2 separate regions of the Mus musculus genome follow, and region 2 is linked to region 1. Evidence: chromatin loops called from intact Hi-C (ENCODE). Cell type or tissue: gastrocnemius. All regions are shown on one strand. Links, peaks and the distances in the headings refer to the core of each region. The heading gives the core; the rest is flanking DNA.

The links. Hi-C counts contacts between places; a loop is a spot of excess contacts. Peaks named below come from ENCODE experiments on the same cell type or tissue, not always from the same donor. Only the 100,000 strongest peaks of a DNase experiment are listed, where the experiment ranks them.
Region 2: a loop joins it to region 1, with 2.2 times the contacts of the local background. A loop is called at or near these places in 3 of 42 quality-filtered maps.

What each region holds. Positions count from the first base shown.
Region 1 is chr13:49,218,524-49,230,246 of GRCm38, forward strand. Gm52024 (a long non-coding RNA gene) reads left to right here and starts at 5,977. Exons shown (of 3, transcript XR_003950517.1): 1 at 5,977-6,238; 2 at 11,313-11,409. In gastrocnemius, for the core only: a CTCF peak has its summit at 2,556 (motif pointing right); DNase peaks (open chromatin) are centred at 5,948, 6,403 and 9,177; H3K4me3 peaks cover 963 bases; H3K27ac peaks cover 1,080 bases.
Region 2 is chr13:49,276,663-49,288,385 of GRCm38, forward strand. Fgd3 (FYVE, RhoGEF and PH domain containing 3) reads right to left here. Exons shown (of 18, transcript NM_015759.2): 5 at 10,624-10,760; 6 at 9,032-9,188; 7 at 5,155-5,293; 8 at 4,555-4,613; 9 at 3,390-3,536; 10 at 1,852-1,944; 11 at 875-954. Among named protein-coding and RNA genes, the nearest start is that of E030007A22Rik, 24 kb to the left of the region's middle. In gastrocnemius, for the core only: no CTCF peak of the experiment used is centred there; no DNase peak of the experiment used is centred there; H3K27ac peaks cover 398 bases.

The sequences.
Region 1 (11,723 bases), core at 2,245-10,244:
AAAATAAAAAGGAAGGCAACATCTAGAGTGATGGGACTGGGGAGATAAGTCTGCCTGCTCCACAAGTCTTGAAGAACTGAGTTCAAATCCACCGTACCCATATAAAAATCCGAACTGCAAATTCTGGTCTCTACACGCACCAGCCACATCTTGTGCACACTCAAGTATGCACACACACAAACACACAAAGTGTAAGGGAGATTCTGGCTAGCCTAACTGTGAGGGTTTGAGTTTCACGGCTCAAACACATTCGGTTTAATCCACAAATGAGGTGTGACCAGGTTAGACTGACAGGAGGTGATTAAGGCTCTGCCCTCACCAATGGATTCATCCATCTGTGAACTAATGGATTAGGGGATTAGTGGGGTATGAGGAATGGCTTTGTAATGAAGGAAAGCTTACTGCTTCTCACTATGTCCTCCACTGAGCTGTCCAGCAGAAAGACCCTTGTCAGATGTCTTGAAGACACTGGCTCCATGCTCCCAATATGTAAACTAAGCTACCCAGACATGAACACCAGCTATCTCATCTGCGGTAAACAGTTACAGCCAGAGAAAGCAGGCTGAGACGGTGACCTCCCGTAGTCTTGCTGAGGGCAGGCCAAGGTGGTCAGACGCATAGGAAGACAGTGTGGAGGAGGAACTCCATCCTATATAGAGGGAGGGTGGTAATCTCACACAGGGGGGCGTTTGTTCAATCTAAACTTAACAAGGAGATGTAGTTAGCCTAGGAACCCAACTAAAGTTTGGTCAAGCAAGAGTCAGTGTCAAGATCTCATCCTGGCAGTCCCATTCTGTAACCATGACAAATATCAGAAAATAAGCATGATCCCAGAACTCGGAGAGCTGGGGCAGGAAGAGTGATTTTGAGGAGAGTCTGCTGTATGAGAGCAAGAAACTTTAAAAGTTGCACAGAGACGCTCATTCTCTTTAGGGTAATTTGTACCAGAAAAGTGAAGCCAGCCCCACTTTTCACCACCCCCTCCTTATACCTAGCCCCTTCCGTGCCCCTTCCTCATCTGTTAGCTCTCTCTTCCAGATATCCAGCCCATTTCCCACCTCTGTGGTCGCCGTTTCATTTCTAACCTGGATGGTGGCAGCTACTTCCTCACTGGCTTCTTTTCCTCTCCTGTCCCCACAGCTGCACTTTACATGGCAGCCACAGGAGCTATGACTGTAAGGTGGACTGCTACCTGGGGGTTATGTCCTTCCTGTTTCTCCAGTGGTTCCTGTCTTTTCCAGGCCTTCGTGCGTCTGGGCTTCCTTCCCATACTGTTCCTCTGAGATCCCCACTGAACGTCCTCTCTACTGTGGGCTTGGTCTCAGCCCCGATATTACCACCTCGTGTGATCTCTGAGACCATCTCACATGACACCGTGCTCCCAACTCCAGAGCACTGTCACCTCCTGAGGATGATTCCCTATACACACCACATGGCTAGCATTTGTTCAGTAGTCATTTAATGAATGTATATTAACAATACAGTGTATAACTGAGGTTTGGGACAGAAAGATAAGAACACATACTGTATGACAGGGCTATTGGGCCTTTCTGAGAGGATGAAGCTAGACAAAGTGTCCCCAAGCTGGAGGTAGGGTACATGATCCTTGGGTATGGGTGGTCTGCATGGCTGAAGGTGAACATGACCATATGAACAGGCAATGGTGGCTCGAGAGGGCCTTTATGCAAAAGATAGGACATCCTCTACATTCTCATGTGGCCAGAGGACACCACCCATTCATTTATCTCTTAATTTATTCAATAAATATCTCCTAAATGCTGAAGCCAGAACCAGATCACAAGGACCACCCTTCCCCTCTACACACACACACACACACACACACACACACACACACACACAAATGCGAGGTCACAGACACACCTCTGTGTAGGTGCTAATGATTGCTATGACGTTGAGTCAGAGCAAGAGGCAGAAAATGCTTCAAGAGGTTGTCAGCATGCAAGATGGCTCCGCCGAGCCTTGTGGTATGGTCATAATAATGTGTGGCTTCCCTCCACAAGGAACCAGGATCGTCCATGTGACACATGTGTAGCTTGGGGGAGATTGTATGACTTTTCAGGCAGGCAGGATCATTTGGAGGGGGGTATATTCTTTGGAGAAGCAGCTGCAGTTGTAAGGTTGAACAAGAAGTCCTTGGGTCCCAGCCACCAACCAGTACCAACTCTGGTGAGGGAGTCAGCTTGGAAGTGGATCTTTAGCCCCAGTTGAGGCTTCAGATGAGACTACCTAGCCAGCTGACATTTGACTATGGCATCATGAGACCTTGGGCCTGAACTCTGACCCCACTGTTAGGGAACTCTCCTTTCCTTTCCTTTCCTTTCCTTTCCTTCCCTTCCCTTTCCCTTTCCCTTTCCCTTTCCCTTTCCCTTTCCCTTTCCCTTTCCCTTTCCCTTTCCCTTTCCCTTTCCCTTTCCCTTTCCCTTTCCCTTTCCCTTTCCCTTTCCCTTCCTTTCCTTTCCTTTCCCTTCCCTTCCTTTTTCTTTTATAGCGGTCTGCCTGCATGTGTGTTTGCAGACCAGAAGAGGGCACCAGATCTCATTATAAATAGTTGTGAGCTACCACGTGCGTGCTGGGAATTGAACCTCCAGAAGAGCAGTCAGGGCTCTTAACGTTCTGAGCCATTTCTCCAGCCCCCAAAGGCAACTCCTTTTCTCCAAACTCCAAAAGTCATCCCAGAACGCTCAGTCTGGACTACAGGATTTCTAGTGGAGGAACTTGAGAAGATGGATCCTATCTACCAAAAGAAGTCATTTCCCTTACCTCTGGCAAAAGGCACCTCTGATTAGCATATCAAAGCTCCTGCTGGCCACAGGCTTGCCAGAGTATCACAAGTACCTTTTACACATTTCAGAGTCCATCTTAGCTAGCATCCTTCCCATGACCTACCCTTCTCAGCTTGCTTCAGCTCACAAGTTCTCTACCCACAGCTACTCATTCATCTTATTTTTTATTTTTATTTTTACATTTATTTATTTTATGTATATGGGTGTATACTATCGCTGTCTTCAGATGCACCAGAAGAAGGCATCAAATCTCCATTACAGATGGTTGTGAGCCACCATGTGGTTGCTAGGAATTGAACTCAGGACCTCTGGAAGAGCAGTCAATGCTCTTAACCGCTGAGCCATCTCTCCAGCCCCTCATTCACCTTATAACAGCTATCTTTCACTATGTTCTCTCTCTCTCTGTTTCTCTCTCTCTGTTTCTCTTTTTCTGTTTCTCTGTCTATCTCTCTGTCTCTCTCTCTGTCTCTCTGTCTCTCTCTCTGTCTTTCTCTCTCTCTCTCTCTCTCTGTCTCTCTCTCTCTGTCTCTCTCTGTCTCTCTCTGTCTCTGTCTCTCTCTGTCTCTCTGTCTCTCTGTCTCTCTGTCTCTCTGTCTCTCTGTCTCTCTGTCTCTCTCTCTCTCTCCTTCACCCTCTCCCACTCCTCAGCTCCTGCCTCTCTCCCTGGCCAGGTCCAGTCTGCTGATCACATTCAGTCTACTTCATTCTCTCTGCTCTGGACTCTTCCAGATGTCTCTGGCTGTTCTCTCTCAAATCGACAATAAAAACCTTTCCCTTCACCATACCTTGGAACAGTCATGTCAGTTGATACTCATGGTATCAAGACCTGGGAGGAGCACAAATGGACCCCTTTTCACCCTCTCCTAACTGAACTAAGCAGCTGATTTGGCTCTCCTAAGTTACAGGTAGTTTGCTTCTGCTGGCTTCTTCTGCCTGCCATACTGAACTCCAAATTTTAGAGTTCACCTCTTCAGCTGCTGCTTCTCTCCACCTTCTCTCTCCTGGTGTCACTTTGGAGTCACCTGCTCTGTCTCTGTCAGCTTCTGGAGCTTCCTCATGCTACAGAAGTTACACTGATGCACCAGGCAGCGTCTTTCATCCTACTGAGCATCCATCCTACGGAAAGGGGTGCCTCTCCTTTGTGATTTGGGACACTCCTCTCTGACAAGACTCTTGGTCTGGTTGAGGACATCCCAGATAGGAATTCTTGTCACCAGGACACTCTTCTCTTTCCTATCCTTAAGCCCCCTCCCCACATATCCTCAGTTCACTCCTGGAGCTTGCTCTCTTTTGCCACCCCTCCCCCTATTCTGCCCTTGGTTGCTGTCTTGCCAGCTCTCTCTCTCTCTCTCTCTCTCTCTCTCTCTCTCTCTCTCTCTCTCTCTCCCTCTCCTCTCTCTAAGAACTTACTTTATCTCTAGCCATGGCTAGGACTTTTTTGTTTGTTTGTTTTTTGAGACAGGGTTTCTCTGTGTAGCCCTGGCTGTCCTGGAACTCACTCTGTAGACCAGGCTGGCCTCGAACCCAGAAATCCTCCTGCCTCTGCCTCTGCCTCCTAAATGCTGGGATTTAATTTAAATGCTCCCCGCCATGGCTAGGATTTTAAAATCTGTAAAATCCGTAACAAGTCAGCTTAAAACTTGTAACAAAAAGTGTCCATAGATTTTTTAAAAAATCTATACATAGGCAATCTTAATTTGCTACGGCATACTGCATATGTTACTTAGATTCAATTCTTGTATTTGGAAAATAGAACTTCCTAGCTACAAGTGTTTGATTAAGGTTTATGAATTCCTCAGGTTATAAATGTCTCCTCAGGTGAACAGAAAGTGACTCAAGATGGATGTCTATCCACTTCATGACTCTGCTAACTGTGTCCAACACCAGGCTTCTAGAAAATTTCAGGTAAGAAACAACATATGTTTGATGAATGATATGTTTGATAATTAAGGTTTATGAATTCCTAAGGTCTATTCAGGCTAGCAGAAACTGAGCTGAAGATGTGTCTGACCTCTTTGACTTCGCTAACTTTGTTAGGTTTTAGCTATTTGGATAAAGTGAGTCATACAAGAATATGTGATATTCTGTAATGGTTACACCTCTAAAAGATCAGGAAGTCAGTTTCCCAGCCTGCTGGTGGAGTACATGTGGCTTAAAGCTTTATTTTTATGCTAAAGGATCTTATTCAAAAATTTGAAGGTTCAAACTTAACAAGAATAAAACTATAAAATCCTAATCTTATAAAAGCTACTAACGTGTTGTAAACTGTTAAAGGTAATGAGACATGCAAGTCGATGGTCAGTCACCTTATACATGATGAAATTCTTTAACGTGCTCAGAACTATGCTTGTTGTCCTGCTAAGGGAAAAATTTTAGCCTTCTGTATGTATATACTGGCAAGGTTAAGCCTGAAGAAGGTAACTAAAAACAAATAAGTGTTTGTTTAAAACCAGGTACACTTAATCCATTAGATGTTGTCCCTTAAGCTCCCCAGAGAGATCTGCTGAATATGGCCTTCAAGGTGTTTAATGAAAAAGGCTTCCCCTGATAGGTAGAAATACCAACCTCTGGTAGCAGGAGCTGAGGTTATTTCTAAAGAAGATGGGCAGCAATGGACTGGAGTTTACTTCAACGGTGCTGATATTGAATGTTGGGTCAGCCCCATGTTTAGTCTGCTGCAAGAGCCCTAGACCAACTGTGGACATGTTGAGTTGATTGTCTAACCCTGCGTTATAAAAATAAGTCAGTTTTCCCAAGTTCCTCCTCCAGAGAAAAATCTCTCAGCTCTTCTAGGTCTGGCATCTGAAGGCTGATGCTAGCCTGTGTGTAACCAGAGGACTTAATGCTATCCTGTGTAACAGTTCAAGACTGATGGCCTCTGCCCGGGACAGAGCCATCAAGATCACCCTGGACAATCCATGGCTGGCTGTCTAGGTAGAGGGTAAGTCTCTGTCATTTTAAATGATACAGAGACCATTTGGATTATAGTCAAACTTATCCTTCTCACATCTCTATGATGGTGTTGATAGCAAGCTGTAGCTTCATCAGCTTAGCAGACCTCTGCCAGACTGCTCCTCATGCCAAGGTTGCAGTGTGGATCTGTGTACCAGGGGCTTACACGGAGATCTCTGGCCCCGCCTGGTGCGAGAGAGTTCCAGCGAAGCCAAGCAAGTACAGGCAGGGATGGGAAGTCTTCCAACGCTTCTGCTGCTGCCGTTGGCTCCACCTCCGTCTCTGCCTGCCTTCCAGGTTACTTGTTTACTCCTATGAGAGGCGGACTAGCAAGTGAGGAGTGCAGTGGAGCTTCAGGTGGCACTTCCGGAGATCAGAGCTCTTCCCAAGTGACAGCTCTTAGGACAAAAGGCTTGGATGACGGAGCAGCTCTTGCACACCTTTAATCCTTCCGGATTAGGATTCGTATATACAGTTTTGGGGTGGGTAAGGTTCTGACAACAGGTACTTCTGATTGGTTTGATCTGAGAGCTTTGTGGAAATCTTATTTGCAAGTGGGAGGGCTTGGTTCTGCTTCTATGTGACTGATGGCCACATGCCTCTCTGTGGGGGGCTGTGGGAGGCTGTAGCTACATGACGGAACCGGGGGACCCAGGAGGCCTGGCCGATCTCCCCTGCAGGTGGAAATCACCACCCACTGGGTCACCAGGGTTCCAGACCTTTGTTCGACTGGGGACCAGGCTGTCTGTGAACAGCCCAATGCCCCACACTGCAGCTGCCTTGTCTATATGTAAAACTCTCATTTGTAAAATTCAGGCCTTGCTGTTTCTAGAGCTACTACTAGGTCTCCTGAGAAAGGCAGGCTCATGGACAGGTTTACCTTGCTGACGGGTGTTACATAGAAAAACAGGTTTCAGTGTAAAACCAAACTCAAGCTACCATTCTACTATTACTAAAGTTTTATTTTTTAACAATTCCTTTATTAAAGGAACTTGCATTTCAGTGACTACTCTCGATCATCAACTACCCATGTCTTGTGGTTAAATGATTGAATGGAAAAAAAGGGGGGGGGGTTTAAAGTTTAAGTTATGAGAGTCTCAGGAAGTGAAACAGGTATGTAAATATGAGTTGTGGATGTCTAAGGAAGTGATTTACGGATGTAAATGCAAGTGGTAAAGGTCCCAGAAAGTGATTTAAGGTATGTTTTAAAAAGAGACTTAAAGATGATTCATGGTAGTAAGACATCAAAAGTTCAGAGTTTAATGTATTAATGTAGCTCTGCTAAGCTATTAATCTAGCCTTAATAAAACTCTGGCTACCATTATCATAATCACAGGCTCAGTACCTCTCATGGTGCTGAAAACATCTGTCATATACCTATAGATCTATATATCATATATAGAAACTCCAAAAGGCAGTCCAGCGGGCTCCCCCTGGACTCTGGGAAGATTTCTGATGGAGGAACTTGAAGCTGGTTCCCATCTACCAGAAGGAGCCACTTCCCTTACCCCGGGCAGAAGGAACAGAGGGCTGTCTGTGGTGCCTATTAGCATATCAACACTCCTGCTGGCCGCCAGGCAGAGTACCGCACCTACTTTTTACACATTTCAAAGTCCAGGCTAGCATCCTAGTGAGCATCCTTCCCATGACCTACCCTACTCAACTCCTTTCAGCTCACAGGCTTCTCTCTCCCCACCCTCTCTCCCTGGTATTCTCCCCTCTCTCCCAGATAGCCTTGGCCAGGTCCAGTCTGCTGGCCACATTCAGTCTACTTATTTCTCTTCTGCTCTGGACTCTTCCAGATGCCTCTGGCTGCTCTCTCGCAAATCTACAATAGCATCCTTCTTCCCTTTAACTGTACCACAGAGTGGTCCTATCCTCAGTTTATACACCTACAAAACAACAGAGATAAGTGATTCTTGTCCGTGCATGCATACACAGTACTGAGTTTACAACACAGGGCCTTGTGCAGACTCACAAGTGCTCCCCCACTGGGCTGTGTCAGAGCACTGAGCTGGCTGAAGCGAGGTGCTATGGGATAACTGGGGAAGTGTTCTACAGTACATGCTGGATCCAAGAGTGGCCTCTGCATCTGTGAGGTGTCCAGTGTAGCTGGAGTTGAAGCAAGGGGTCCAGCAATAGGAGTCATATCAGGAAGCCACTCAAAGATCACGTAAGGATGTGCAGGCCGCGCAGTTGTGAACTCGAAGTTTGAGGGATGGTGTCTTGGGGTTAGGGTGGGCTTACAGAGCTCTGTCCTGGTTTGTCAATTCTCTAGATAAAGATAAACAAAAGAACAGAAAGTTGAGTCTCAAAAGAAACATGGCCACACATGTGATGTGGCAGCATCACATGTCGTAACCGAGAGGTTGAATCCACTCACGGGTCTGCTAGTGGATGATAGCAGCAACCGAATGTGGCACAGGAAATGTTGGAATACTTTTCAGCCTTGTTAGGGAACCAGAGAACTGAGGATGTGGTTCATTAGAGAGCGTCTTCCTAGAAGGGACCCCGGTTCTGATCCCTAGAAATACATAAACTGGATGTGATAGCGTGTGCCTATAATTGTAGCACTTGGAATGTAGAGACAGGAAGGTTGTTAGTTCAGGGTAATCAATTTAGGGATATCTGGGCTTCATGAAAACAAAGTCTCAAAAAGAGGGTTAGGGGTTGTACTGGCTGGTTTTGTGTCAACTTGACACAAGCTGGAGTTATCACAGAGCAAAGAGCCTCCCTTGAGGAAATGCCTTCATGAGATCCAGCTGTAAGGCATTTTCTCAATTAGTGATCAAGGGTGGGAGGGCCCATTGTGGGTGGTGCCATTCCTGGGCTGGTGGTCCTGGGCTCCACAAGAAAGCAAGCTGAAAAAGCCAGGGGAAGCAAGCCAGTAAGCAGCATCCCTCCATGGCCTCCCTATCAGCTCCTGCTTCCTGACTTGCTTGAGTTCCAGTCAGTCCTGATTTCCTTTGATGATGAACAGTAATAGGAAAGTGTAAGCTGAATAAACCCTTGCCTCTCCAATTGGCTTCTTGGTCATGATGTTTTGTGCAGGAATAGAACCCCTGACTACGACAGAGGCGTAGGAGCTGGGCAAACTGTGTTGGTGTGGTGCACAAGTAAAGGTGGTCCCTGCTACTTTATAGACTGAAGTAGGGTAATCTCTTGAGCCCACAAACTGGAGGCTATCCTGGGCAAGGCAGTAAGACCCCCCATCTCACAAACTAAAGACCAATATAGTACAGGGTCCATGGTGACTTGCAATGATCATCTCAGCTATTAGGGAAACGGAGGCAGGAGGCTATGAATACAAGACTAGCCAACCACATAATGAGACAGTGCCTCAAACTGAACGTTAAGAGAGGCTGGGGCCAGAGGAACAGCTTGTCAGTTAAAGTACCTGCTGCTCTTGCAGAGAACCTTCCTTAGTTCCTGGCATGGTTCACAACTGTCTGTAAGCTCCACCCCAGGAGATCCAGTGCCCCTGTCTGATTTCTGTGGGCACCAGGCACATGTATGGTATTCACACAAAACACTCATACAGATAAAAATAACTAAATATTAAAAAAAACATTTTATTCACCAAATTGTGGGGTGTCTAGCCTCTGCCATCTTGATTGCCACCAGAGGTCATGAACCAGTGGTTCCTTAGAAGAACCCAGAGCCTTTTGCTGTCCATCCAAACCCTGGTTGATAGACTGAAGTTCTGGGGAAATTGAGCTGTTTGGGACCAGTATCTAGATGCACTATGGCAAAGCAGACCTGACCTGGGGCTGAAGCCATAGGGCCTACAGAATATTGCACTGAGCCTGCCTGCCTACATGCCACTACCCTTGACCTCTGACCCTGGAAATCTGCAGAACACAAGGGCATCGGGACAATGGTGTCCACGTAATACCTGAGAATGTAAAATACCCAGTGTCTTTTTTAGCTGGTATGGGTATGTATATATGCGTGTGTGTGTAGGTGTATATACATATACATGCATATATATATATACACACACACACATACATACACATTCATTCTATCAGGTATATGGTTGTTTATGTGAAAAAATTATAACCATGGCGTCACTAGGCAAGGAATATCTGAGTCTAAGGGCAGCTGTGCCAGCTTTCTCTTGCCTACTTCTCCGGGCTCTTACTCATGGGTCAACATGTCTTTCATACCTCCAGAAGGAGACGGGACAAAGTTAACTTTTCTCAATGGCCAGAGACAGGCCATATCCCAAATTGTGGGAGCTACACGCATGTATAATTTTTTAAACATCATGGGTGTGTGCACGTGAGTTCAAGTGCCCACCAAAACCAGAAAAGGACTTTGGATTCCATGAAGCTGGAGCTACAGAGGGTTATGAGGCAGGCACCAAGCAGGGATCCTCTCTGAGAGCAGTGTTCACTCTTAATTGCTGGCCTGTCTCTCTAGCCCTCCTTCTAAGGGATGGATGGGATACGCATGTGCTATGGTGTACATGTAAAGTCAGAAGGTAACCTGCAGGAGTTGACTTTTCTTTCCCCTATGTGGCTCTGGAGGATTGAGCTACCAGGCTCTGTGGCAAACAGGTTTACACACAGAAATATCTCACTGCACTGCAGGAGATATACTCTTCATTGGCCAAGACAAACTTGGGACTCTGAAGTGAGAGAGAACCCCGGAGTCTAAGATACAGTGAACTCAAAATTCATCTTAAATGATGTAAATTATGAGGCATCTCCAACCAGGAATGCATTGTGTGCACACATACATAGCTCGCTGGAACCAATCATTCCCTTCAGAGTGAGGTCTGAGGCCAACAAGTTAGGGTCTGTTTTTAGTTTTCATTTTTATATTTTAAAAGACAGTCTTACTATGTAAATCACGCTAGGCTTGCACTTGCCATGCTCTGCCTTGCCTCTGACTTGTGGCGAGTTGCTGGGATTACAGCCCCAGAGGATGGTGAGGTGGCTACCTGTATTGCTGAAAGTACTTTTAATAATTTCATATTCTGGGCTGGAGAGATGGCTCAGTGGTTAAGAACACTGGCTCTTCTTCCAGAGGTCCTGAGTTCAATTCCCAGCAACCACATGGTGACTCACAACCATCTGTAATAGGATCCGATGCCTTCCTCTAGTGTGTCCGAGGAGAACCACAATGTGCTCACATACATAGAAATAAATAAATCTTTAAAAAATATATTTTCAGGGCTGGAGAGATGGCTCAGCGGTTAAGAGCACTGGCTGCTCTTCCAGAGGTTCTGAGTTCAATTCCCAGCAACCACATGCTGGCTTACAACCATCTTTAATGGTATCTAATGCCTCCTTCTGGTGTGTCTGAAGAAAGCAACAGTGCACTCACATAAAATAAATAAATATTTAAAAATATTTTCATATTCTAGTGTGCAAAACTATATCTGCTTAAAATGTCTCAGAGTCTCTTTAAAAGAACCCTGGTCGTGGCATGGCTTTTTGGGACCTCAGTTTCTTTCTACATAGCTCTGGCTATCCTGGAACTATGTAGAGCAGGCTGGTCTGCCTCCTGCGTGCTGGGATTAATAGAATGTGTCATCATGCCTGGCAGGGCTGGCGTTTATAGATCTGATTTGACAAGTTGCTGGCTTCCAGATGACTGTGATAGCTTTGACTTGGAGATTGAACTCCCAGCCACATGATGTTAGGTAAGGGTTCTACCACTGAGCTGCGGTGGGGTTTAGGTTGGGTTTTTTCGTTTGTTTGAGATGGGGGGGAGGGGTGTCTTGCTATGTAGGCTAGCCTCCAGCTCAAAAGTGATCTTTTTACCTTAGCCTCACGAGTGGCTAGGACTATGATTGTAAACCCAACAGATGGCTTTAAAATATGTCTGCCACTTCTGCTTTCCCACACCAGTGAAGCCCAGCTGGGGTTTCCTGATGAATAGAATATGGGGGGGGGGGAAGAGACTTTCAAGGCAAAAGACTGTAAAGCAACAGCTCCCATCTGGAACTCACATCCC
Region 2 (11,723 bases), core at 2,567-10,566, 58 kb after region 1:
GAGCATCTCCATCAGATTATTTGAGGGTGCGCCTCCATCAGATTGGCCTGTAGGCAAGTCTATGGGGCATTCTCTTGCTTAATGACTGATGTGAGAACAGCCAGTATACTATGGGTGGTGCCACCCATTGGCAGGCAGTCCTGGGTCCTATAAGAAAGCAGGCTGAGCAAGCCATGGGGAGCAAGGCAGTAAGTAGTCAGGTTCCACGATTTCAGTTCCTGCTTCCAGGTTCCTGCCCTGACTTCCTTCAGTGGTGGATGTGACCTGGAAGTGTAAGCGACATGAACCCTTTCTCCATAAGTTGATTTCAGTCATAGCAGTAGAAACCATAACCAAGATACGTGCTGTTTGTAATAGCCACGTTTGAGCATGTGTATATACATGTTCATGTGTGTGCATGTGTGTAGAGGACAGAGGCCGATATTGTGCATCTTCCTCAATCACTGTTCATCTCACTTTTTGATACAGAACTTCTTACTGAACTTTGGGCTCATTAATTCTACTAGGGTGGCTAGAGAGCCAGCCTCCGGAACCTGCCTGGCTCCCCGCCTCCACAGCCCTGGGATTACAAACACACACTGCTGTGTCTGGCTTTTTATGTGAGTGCTAGGAATCTGAACTCAGGTCCTCGTGCCATGTGCCAAGCTCTTTACCTACTGAGACATCTTCCCATCTTTGATTTAAACATTTGTGCGCACACATGTGCACGCGCACAGACACAGACACAGACACAGACACAGACACACACACACACACACACACACACACATACACACACTGAATATATTGAAAGGTTATTGCATTCAGTAAAAGAAACGATCCGCTATAGTCTCTGGTTAAAGATGTTCCTGCAGCTGCAGCTGCTGTGCCATACCGAGTCTGAAGCTCCAGGGACCTTTTTCTTCCTGTTATGATGAACGTGCAGGCTGCGTTTGGTTTCACAATATCTTGTACCTGTAGAACACAGAACACAGAACAGAGCAAATGAGTACAGGTCACCATGTTAGCTGGTCTTTAACACACATCCAAGCTCTGTGAATCAGTGGTTTTTTATTTATTTATTTATTTATTTATTTATCCCATGGAAGTATCAGAGTGACTCTACAGGCTCCCAGATCTATAACGTGGGGATTCTGAGGCTCAGGAGAAGAGCAGACCACTGGTCTTGCCCATACAGAGTTGGGCCTCAGGCTCTGTGTTTAGACTGCTGCTTGGCAAATGTACCTGCCCATCAGGCCTCCTTTAGTAGTTGTCCCCAGGCAGCCCTGACCCAGCCTTTCCCTTCCAGCATGCAGGGCTTTGCCTCCTAGCACAGCCACACACCCCTTGGGAGGGATGAAGATCATATAAGATGTTTGACTCTGTCCCTCAGCAGGTGCTTGAGCCCACATGGGCAGGTGCGTGGTGAGTTTAAAGGTGTGCACCCAGACAGAATTGATGGAGTAGTGTCATGTCCTTGTAGGCTCTCAGATTTAACACTCTTCCATGAGCACAAAACCACAGGCCAGAAGAATAGGCTCACACTCCATTCTGAATTTATCACCCGAGTTTCACTTCTAGATCTTTAACTGGGTCTTAAGTCCTGTCCTCACGAAGTGACAGCCTACCTTGTGTCTATGTGACCCCCATGGCTGTAAACTTTAGTCTTAGCCTCCTATTCTCTTCAACCTGAGGTCATCAGGGACTTGGCAGAAAGTATACTCTAAGACCATGGGGAACACTGCCCACTCAAGGCTAGTATACCAGGACCAAGATGTTGTCTCAGAATTCTCTGAGCCTCAGAGGTGGCCTTCAAAGTTATCCCTTATTGTACCCCTTCCAAGGCGTAAGAGGAGAGAGGGACCCACTCACCTGGAGATCAGAGATGTCCATTTTTTCCCGTACACTTAGCTTCTGGCCCATGAGCCTCAGTTTGGGTACACAGTAGAGCATCACATTGTTGAACTGTAAGAAAGATGTCATGGGGAGTGGTGTCACAGGGAGCCCCTCACAAGGGACCCATATAAACTTTATTTAATGTCATAAAGTAAAACATATAATTTTAAAAGATGCACACACGCCTTTAAGCACAATGCTCAAGAAGCATATTCCCAGCCTATCATGGACAGCAATGGTCCCACTAGATACCAGAGACTAACAAACAAAATCCCAGTTCCAGGAAAGGGTTATGTCTTTTGGAGTTGTTGGCCATTGAGATCCCATAAACACCAAATAGTACAGGCTACTGCTAATGTTCTTGGTTACCCTCCAGAGCTTGGTGATAAGATGCTACTGCTGCAAATACCACATATTTAGTCATAGAACATGGAGAATTCAAGTCAGAACTGACCCAAAAGCTTCAACCCCACTGGATAGCTTCTATAGTGTTGAAAGATGCTATACATTTAACCAGAGGAGAGACATAAGCATACATCATACCCAGATGTGAACCCTGTAAGTTACAATAACAACTGGCCCAGCAAGACACACCCGATTATACAATAGAGGCATGAATGTCATGGGAGTGACCAATCACTTTCTGATTGGATTTAAGCTCCATTCCACAAGATGAACCCCATATGTAGTGCTATTATTCAGACAAGAAACTGTGGCTAGGTATGTCATAGAAACTTGCAGAGCTGGAGAGATGGCTCAGTGGTTTAGAACTCTGACTGCTCTTCCACAGGTCCTGAGTTCAATTCCCAGCAACCACATGGCATCTCACAACTATCTGAAATGGGATCTGATGCCCCCTTATGATGTGTCTGAAGACAGCTACATTGTACTTATATACATAAAAAATAAAAAATAATAAACATATCCTGAGTGTGTGAATGTGAAAAAAAAAGGAAACTTGCAAAGATATAGCTACTTATTCAAGAATAGAGGCTGGCCTATGAGTGTAATTCAGTGATCAGGTATTTGCCTAGCAAATGTAAGGCCTTGGGAAGAACCAAGAAGAGGAAGAAGAGGAGGAAGGAGAAGAAAAGGAGGAGGTAGGGGGAAAAGTAGCTATAGAAAGAGAAACTGTGTCTCTTCCTGTATGTAAGGTACTTGAATGGATCTCCCACTATAACTCCTTCCTTTCTTTTCTCTCCCTCTAAACCAGAGCATGGTTCTGGGGACAGTTGAGATCTTGATGTTTGGCTACAATTCTCTATATTTTGGTTGCTGGATACTCCCTAGTTGCAACCGAGGTAGATAAAAAAGAATAGAAATGCTGGATATATGGAACATAAATATTAGATGCTTGCAGAAACCAGTGCAGTGTCATTAGCAAGAGATAGCCCAAAAAACCTATCTGGAAGGCTACAGAAGAACCTCCTCCTTGTGCTTCTGAATCTTTCCAGTTCTATCCAGGGTCTGAGAAGGCAGATGAGGAAGTTCTGTGCCATGGCTGGCTGGCTCACCAGGAAGAGGTGTCGGTCCTGAGTGGTGCCATTCTTGGCTGATAACTTCTGGATGCTGCCCTCCTTGATCAGCTCATTGGCTGGGTTAACGATGTCCTCTTCCCCACCCAGCTGCTCATACACCTCTAAGAGCTTGTGCATTTTCTCCTGCAAGAGACACAAGATCAGGCACCTGCAAGATCACAAAACCTAGGGAACTGCCATGGACCCAGAGGTGAGCAAAGACATGCTCTGCAACCATCACCCAGAGTCCACTGTAACAATGAAATAACTTCCAGTGAAAAGGGAGGAAAACACAGGGAGACATTTGAGCTGGGTATGAAAGGGTAACTAGAAGCTCATTACTCAGAAACTAATAAGTCACAAACCTCTGCTGCTATGTGCCAGAGGCTGTTCTACGCCATTCATATTTTAATTATTTAATTCTGACACATACTCTGCGAAATAAATGTCATGGCTATCCCCAATTTATAGACAAGGAAACTGAAGCATGCAGGAATCAGTTGAGTCCCTATGACCCAGACTGGGCTAATCTACATGTTACTTTCCTCAAGCCTGGTTGGGGAATCCTAATGGCCAAAGGTACAATGGGGATAAAGTTAACAGCTTGTGGCTCTAACTCTTGGTTAGAATTCAACACTAATCAACGTAGAACCGAGCCTGTAGGGACTTTGACAATAGCAACATTGGCTGGGGCTGAATCTGCTAGCCCTCAGGTGTCCAGTTCTTTGAGTTGTGATTTCTACTTGTGTACCTAAAAGTAGGTAGGTCAGGCTGGCCCTTCTTTGTATGGATGCATAGATGCTAGTGGACCAAACAGCACAGGATGCATGGGACCCTGGAGGGTGGGGAAGAACCTATGACCTTGCAGGAACTGGCAGGTATATAGAGGAATCAGGTGTCATTATGGCATGTCCCAGGGAGGTGGAGCATGCATCTGGCTTGCATTGGGAATGTGGGCATAAACCTACCTGGTTTGTACAGAGAGAGGCTGAGCATGTACTTATTATTAGAGGGTACTGGGATATGCACTTGGCATGTCTTGGTATACATGTGCTCACTGACGGGGCCCACCTGGAACCAGGGGTGAAGGCACTTGCTTATATGGTCCACCTCCTCCCTCTCCCTGCATAGTCTTTGCTTCCCTGCAGCAATCTGAACTCACCATCTTCCTAATGGCAGCATTGGAGTGGTCAGCAGCTGTGGAGATGAGCTCCAGGGACCCTGCGTGAGGAGAACTGAGTGAGCCCTGGGCAACGTGGTAATGTAGCAAGTTCTCACTGGAGAGGCTGACATTGATGATGCCATCTTCCAGTGGGAGACCTTGCTCCTACACTTGGCCTTTCTCAGGGTGCCCAGACTGCTCCAGAGATCTGGCACAAAGAAGGGACAAGGCCCAGAACCATTGCTGAGCCTGCTGGGGATAACACCAAGTGAGACCCCCAACTCTCTTACACAGTACCCAGCCCTGTGCTGCTGGCCAGTTACATTGGTCATGACTCCTAAAATAGGCCCATTGCTGGGCCTCAGGTCTGGATGGAGCCAGTGTTTGGCAGTGCCTTCCCCAGATAGGGTTCTCCCAGGTGAGAGGAAAAGACTAAATCACTTTCTTAGTTATTAGTCGCTCTGTCTCTGTCTCTATCTCTGTCTGTTTCTGTCTGTCTCTATCTCTCTCTCCTCTGCCTTCCCATGTGTGTCTCAGCCCAGGGTTCTCAGTCTTCTCCAGAGACCCCCTCTCCCCAGCCCTTCAGCTACCTCTACTTACTCTCTGCATCCTTCCGGTCTGGGGCATCCCTGGGGAGCCTCTTTAGGTAGTCCTTGAGCAGCAGCTCATAGCGGGGGACCCTCTGCACAGGCTCCAGCATGTGATGCTGCAGTGTCAAGTTCCCACACACCTCCTGCTTCTGGGTGGACAGAGAGCACACATAGGGTCACCATAGGATCTTGCCCCTGCTACTGGCCACCACAGTCCCTGGAGGCTGCCTGGTTTTCAAGACATGATTGACATAGACCACATCTTACAGCTGGGGAAATGGAGGCTCAAAGGTGCCTAATGATAGAGGAACTGGAAATCTCTGGGTGGGCAGGCTTGGGTTGAAGAAAACAAGGTCAAGATACTGCCTCCTCCCATGGGAGTCATTAAGACTCATATTCTATCTCGTCCCTTCAGGTCCTATCTCCTCTCTGTCAGGTGGAGGCTAACTGTGCCTAACTTCCCCAGTATCAGTCCTCATGCCTAGAAGCTGCTGGCTGTCCTTCTGCAGAGTCCCTGCATGATGAATGACAGAGAGAACAGGTGACTGCTGCAACCCTACCCCTGCACTGTCCCTGGCTCTCTACACCACCCCTCCTCCCTCCAGATTCCAGCTCCCCCGGCCCTTGCCACACTTCAGCACCTTCTTGCTGCAGACAGCAGCAGTTCACATCCTTCATCCTGCACACAAGTCTATCTGAGACAATGCTAGCAATATGTTACCTCTATGCTCACCTTGGTCTTTCTGCCATGCTGCCTGGTTCTTCTGCCTGCTGACAGCTGAGAGAGCCCACTGTTTCTCCTGCTCTCCACTGCCCTGCCCCCTAGCAACTTCAGGATCCCAGACACCCACACCTTCCTCAGGCCCCAGAACAAAACTTCTGTTGGAGATAGACCCAGAACAGTCTAGGGTCCAACAGGGTCTAGGGATTTGGACTCCAGTCCTTGTACTTACACTGAAACACTAGCCACCAGCAATCTTCTCAGTCCCTAAACAATGAGTTTTCATTTTGTTTTGGTTTTTTTGGTTTGTTTGTTTTTGGAGACAGAGTCTCTCTGTTTAACAGATCCCTGGCTAACCTGGACTCTATTCATAGACCAAGCTGGCCTTGAACTCACAGAGATCAGCCTGCCTCTGCCTTCCAAGTACTTGGATTAAAGGCATGCACTACCACCCCTGGCTTTTTTTTTTTTAATGAAGTTTGTACTTAAGTTAAAAAAAAATCTGAGTATTGGTGCTGGAAAGATGGCTCAAAGGTTAAGAACATTTAAAGCTTAATTCTAACAACTACATGACTAGCAACCATAGGAAACTCTAGTTTCAGAGTTTCTGACATCCTCTTCTAACCACCCTGGAGCTCCAGACATGCACACAGTTCATAAACATACATGCAGACAAAACACTCATACACATAAAATAAAATTTAAAAGAAGTCTGAGTGTAATGTGCTCATTTGAGACTCCAGTGCTGGGGAGGCAGAGATAATCACACATCATTGGCCAGTTAGCCTAGCAGAGTCACAACAAAAGACTCTGCCTCAAAAATCAGATGGGAAGAGATAGAAGACACTCAACACTGACATCTGACCTCGATATGCACATATGCAAATATGAGCATACACACACCTATGTACACAGGCATACATCACACAGACAAATTATTTCAAGCAAGCTATTTCCTGGCTATTCCCAGGGCTTCAAAGCATCTCCCTGCTAGAAACTTAAGAATAAAGGCAGGGGGGGGGGGCAAGGAGGGGAGATTTTGCTCCAGCGAAGTTCACACGGAGGCACAGCCTAAATTGAATCATGGATAAACCACAGATAATCCCAAAACCAAGAGGCAGTAGCCAATTCCCTCAAGAGGACAAGGGCAGAGCCTGTCCTCGAGGGAAGGACTCGACCTGATAATGAGAACAGTGTGTGTCCTAGTTTGGCTTATGAACCACAAAGAGAAAAAAGGCAAAGAAATATTTCAAGTGCATCAACCGGGATAGCTGGTGAGTGTGGGGGCTGTGAGGAGACAGTGCTGTGACAGTCGTGTGGGGTTCCTGATTTCAGTCACCACGTGGGCGTGTGGGAGACACTCTCCATCACACTTGGTGATGAGGGCGGCAGTGTCTGCAGATGAGTTTCCAAAGACAACGGCCATCGTATGTGCTTAGAGATAAAGGTAAGTGGGGCAGAATGTGATGTCTGTAGGCTTTCTTTGTGTGGTTACTCCTGGGTATGCTGTGTGCATGAGTATCTCTGGCTGAAACTAGATCTCATCTAGGCTTGCTCATCAGCCCAGAACTACCTGTCTCCATGATTACCCTCAGCCCCACGTACTAGGGTTCAGACACATGCCACCATACCTGTGTTACCTTGTGTTAGACATCCAAACTCAGGCTCTCAGCTCCTTTCTCTAGCCTTAAGTTGATCACCTTACAAATCCTTGGTAAATGTCTGAATTTCTTTAAGGCTTATAATTTAAAATAGGCTTTGGATTAAGCAAAGGCATTTCCCTCCAGAGACCAAGGGAAACGAGATGGTCATTTGATCCCATTTTGTCCAGGTCTAGGCTTCTCAGCTGTGGACATTTATGGAGGAGAATTTTCTATTGTGGGTCAGCCTGTGCACCGTAGACCTGCCCCAGATTCGACCCTCCAGGTACCGAAGCAATAGCAGTGTCAGTAGACACTGATCAGGTCTTGGCAGAGAACGTCTGAATTGTGCTGAGGCCAAGGGGCAGAACCTTAGGTGTGTTTAGTAGAAACCATCCCCAGGTGGCACCCACTGTTCAGGGACTGCGTAGTACTGAGGTAGCCAATGCACGAAACTGTCATCCCAACCCCAGAGGTGTCTTGTCACCCTAGGACCTGCTGGACCCAAGAACCTGGTCTGCTCTATGTGGACAGGAACAGTGGCCTGTGCTCAGGCTGAACACTGCCCTGCTCTCTGGAGGGAGAGCTGTCCATGGATCTCCACAGCACAGATGAGGCTCATGCTTATGTGAGAGTTCAGTGTCATAGTGTCTCCAGAGGGCTGGCCTGGGGGACAGTGTAGCTGCTCAAGCATGAGGAACTGAACGCAACCCCAGAGCCCATGTAGAAAACCCCAGGTATGCTGACGCAGGCTTGCAATGCCCAACGCTCTGTAAACTGGGTGTGGAGGTACACACTTTTGTAATCCTAGCTCACAGGAGGTGGAGACTGGAGAGTTCAAGGTCATCCTTGGCTACATAGGAAGTCCAAAGCCAGCCAGATCTAGAGACTTTGTATTATTGTTATTGTAGTGGTGGTGGGATTTTTGATTTTGTTCTTTGTTTTGTTTGGACATGGTCTTACTATGTAGTGCTGTCCGGTCTGGAACTTGCTATATAGACTGGTCTGGCCTCAAACTCACAAAGATTTGATTGCCTCTGTCTTCTGAGTGTAGAGATTAAAGGCATGTGCCTTGCCTGAGACTTTGTCTGTGGTGGTTTGAATATGCTTGGTCTTTGGGAAATACTACTATTAAGAGGTGTGGCCTTATTGGAGGATGTATACAGCCTTGTTAGAGGAAGTATGTCACTGTGGGGGGTGGAGTTTGGCGGTCTCCTCCTATGCTCAAGATCTGCCCAGTATGGGAGAGACAGTCCTCTTCTGGCTGCCTTCAGATCAAGATATAGACCTCTATGCTTCTTCTCTAGCACCATGTCTGCCTGTATGCTGCCATGCTTCCTGCCTTGATGATAATGGACTAAACCTCTGAAACTGTAAGCCAGCCCCAATTCAATGTTTTCTTTTATAAGAGATGTCTTGGTCATGGTGTCTCTTCATAGCAATAAAACCCAAACTAAGACACTATGCTTAAAAAAAAAAAAAAACTTTTTGAAGTTAAAAAAAAAATAGTGTGTATGCCATACTACCTGGATGGTGTGGATGACATCCTTAAACTGCGGAGAACGCTGGGTCCAAGTGCTCACCAGCCCCATCGCTCTGTCAAAGTTCTTGACGTACTCGCCATACATCTTCAGGAATGGAGCCAGTTTCTGCAGGATGTCTCCGAGGCGAGGGTTTGTATCCCTGTGTGGAGAAGCACGGTCACTGGATGAGGAATCTAGGTGGCATGGTGCTGATGCCTTGTCCTATGGTGCTAAGCACATTGGTCACTCTCTCTGAATGTTCCCCCATCCCCCACCCCACCCCCACATACACTGTCTCTAAACACATTGACAGCACAGGCTGGGGACCAGTGCCCATAGAGAAGGACTTAGCAATAGTGCTGTCCTTGAGCGGCAGGCCACAGTTATCAAAGATGGTCAGTGAAGTGTCATTCTAAGTGACAGAGTAGAAATGGTGGGTCTACACACTACCACCAAAGCCAGGGAGAGAAGAGGACTTGGCAGGACCAGTGATGAAAACTTCTGAGTAAACTGAGTGAAGAAATAAACTCTAGGAAGCAAACATCATAATCATGATTGTACAGTTATTTCCTCTATGTTAAAACATCCCCTCCAGAAGGGAGGCTCCATAAAACTCAGGAAGTAAAACCTACCAGGCTCAGGAAGTGATCGAAACTTCAGGAAGTTCCTGAAACTTACAAGATTCACAGGACCTCTTCCCAAGGCCATATAAGCACTCACAATTGCATAGGAGACATTTTTCCACTCCACCAGGCTGCCCTCAAGCTGTGAGGGAACTCCTGGAATGCCGCTTTTGTGAGTCCTTCCCTGCTGTGGCCACCTTTAAGTCACTCCAGGAAGCCCAGTGCTTAAGTAACCTCAGAAAACTCACTGTTTCAACTAAGCTGGGATTGGATATTTATTTATTTATTTATTGGTCTATAACTGGTGCCCTGTCTTGGGTGAATAGATGTTGTTCACACCTCCACAGGAAAAACCATCGTCATAATTTCCGATCTTAGAACTCTCTTTTGGAGATTTATCCTTTGTAATTACAAAAAACAAAGGGGAAAAAAAGGCACAGACACAAAGCCACCACTTGGTACTCCTATGAAACTGTGCACAGGGTTTGATTTTATAACTTGAACAATTGGAGATGCAAGGCAAGAGGCCGTGTGTCATCATTACAGGACTGAGGCAATCCTCTGTGAGCTTATGGTAGGGCCTCCAGGGTATGGAAGGAGAAGGCCTGTGCTGCCAGCCATGGACTTTGTCACCCAGCTCTAGTGCAACCTGTTCTGCAGCTTCTGAAGATTGACAAAGTGACCCAGCCACACACTGAGCAAAGGTAGATACAGAGAGACAGAGAGGGGAAACGAAGCCATCAGCATCATGCATTGCTCCCCCTCCAGATGTCAAATCTCATCTAGATCCATAAACTCAAGAGACATCAGTTATGGTCACGACCCAGGAAGAGATGGAGCTGGGGTTGCCTGGAAGGGAAGGGAGACACCCAGTCCTCCATGACAAGGACCCCACCCCCAAGAACCTGCCAGGGTTCCAGGCAGGCGAACTGGAGTTTAGGGTCCCTGTGGGTGGGCATGGACCAGGCTTACCACTCCTCTGTGATCCTCTTCTGCAGCTCGGGCAGGAGGAACTGCCCATGGAAACGGTAGATGGAAGAGATGTTCGAGAAGATGCCGGTGGTGACTTCCAGAGGGATCCCTGCTTCTGTCAGCTTAGTACAGAAAACCTGAGCAGAGAGAGGCCACTGAGTGTGAGTGACTCATACGCCTGCCACATAAGTGGGTTCTTGGGCTTCTTGTATGTGATGTGTGTCTGTGTAGTGTGTGTGTGTGTGTGTGTGTGTGTGTGTGTGTGAATGAATGTGGTGTATGTGTGTGTAATGCATACACATGTGTGTGTATAGTTTTATGTAGGAGAGTATGTAGTATGTGTGTGTGTGTGTGTGTGGTATGTGCGTGTGTCTGTGTAGTGTATGTGTTTGTATGTGTGTTGAGTGTGTGTGGTGTGTGTGAGTGGATGTGGTGCATGTGTGTGTAGTGCATACACCTGTGTGTGTGTACATGTGTGTGTAGTTTTCTATGTGTATAGGACAGTGTGTATGTGATGTGTGTGTGTGTGTGTGTGTGTAGTGTGTGTGTGTGTAGTGCACACACCTGTGTATGTGTGTGTAGAAGCTGTCACTCCTCACCACATTCTCTTGAGGCAGGGTTTAGAGCTAGGTCAGCAACCATCAAATCCCAGCAAACCCTTCTGCCTTTGCACCTCTGTGGTGCTGGGGCTACAGGTGTGCACTTAAAAGGATCTGTTTACTTTATGCTTATGTGCTTTGTGTGAGTTATGTCTGTGTCCCACGTGTGTGCCTTGTGCATCAGAGCCTCTGGAACTGGAGTTACAGATGGTTGTGAAGCCCTGTGTTGGCACTAGAGACCAAACTCAGACAGATCTTCTGAAGATCCACCAGTGCCTCCAACAGCTGAGCCATTGCTCCAGCCCCCAAGTGTGCACTTTTTTACATGGGTCCTGAGATTCAAACACAGACTTATACAGAAAATACTCTTCAATGTTTGTAATGACTAGTTTCAGTGTCATCTGAAAATAGGGAACCTCAGCTGAGAAATTGTCTCCATAAGATCCTACCATAGGGCATTTTTCTTAATTAGTGATTGAAGGGGGAGGGCCCAGCCCACTG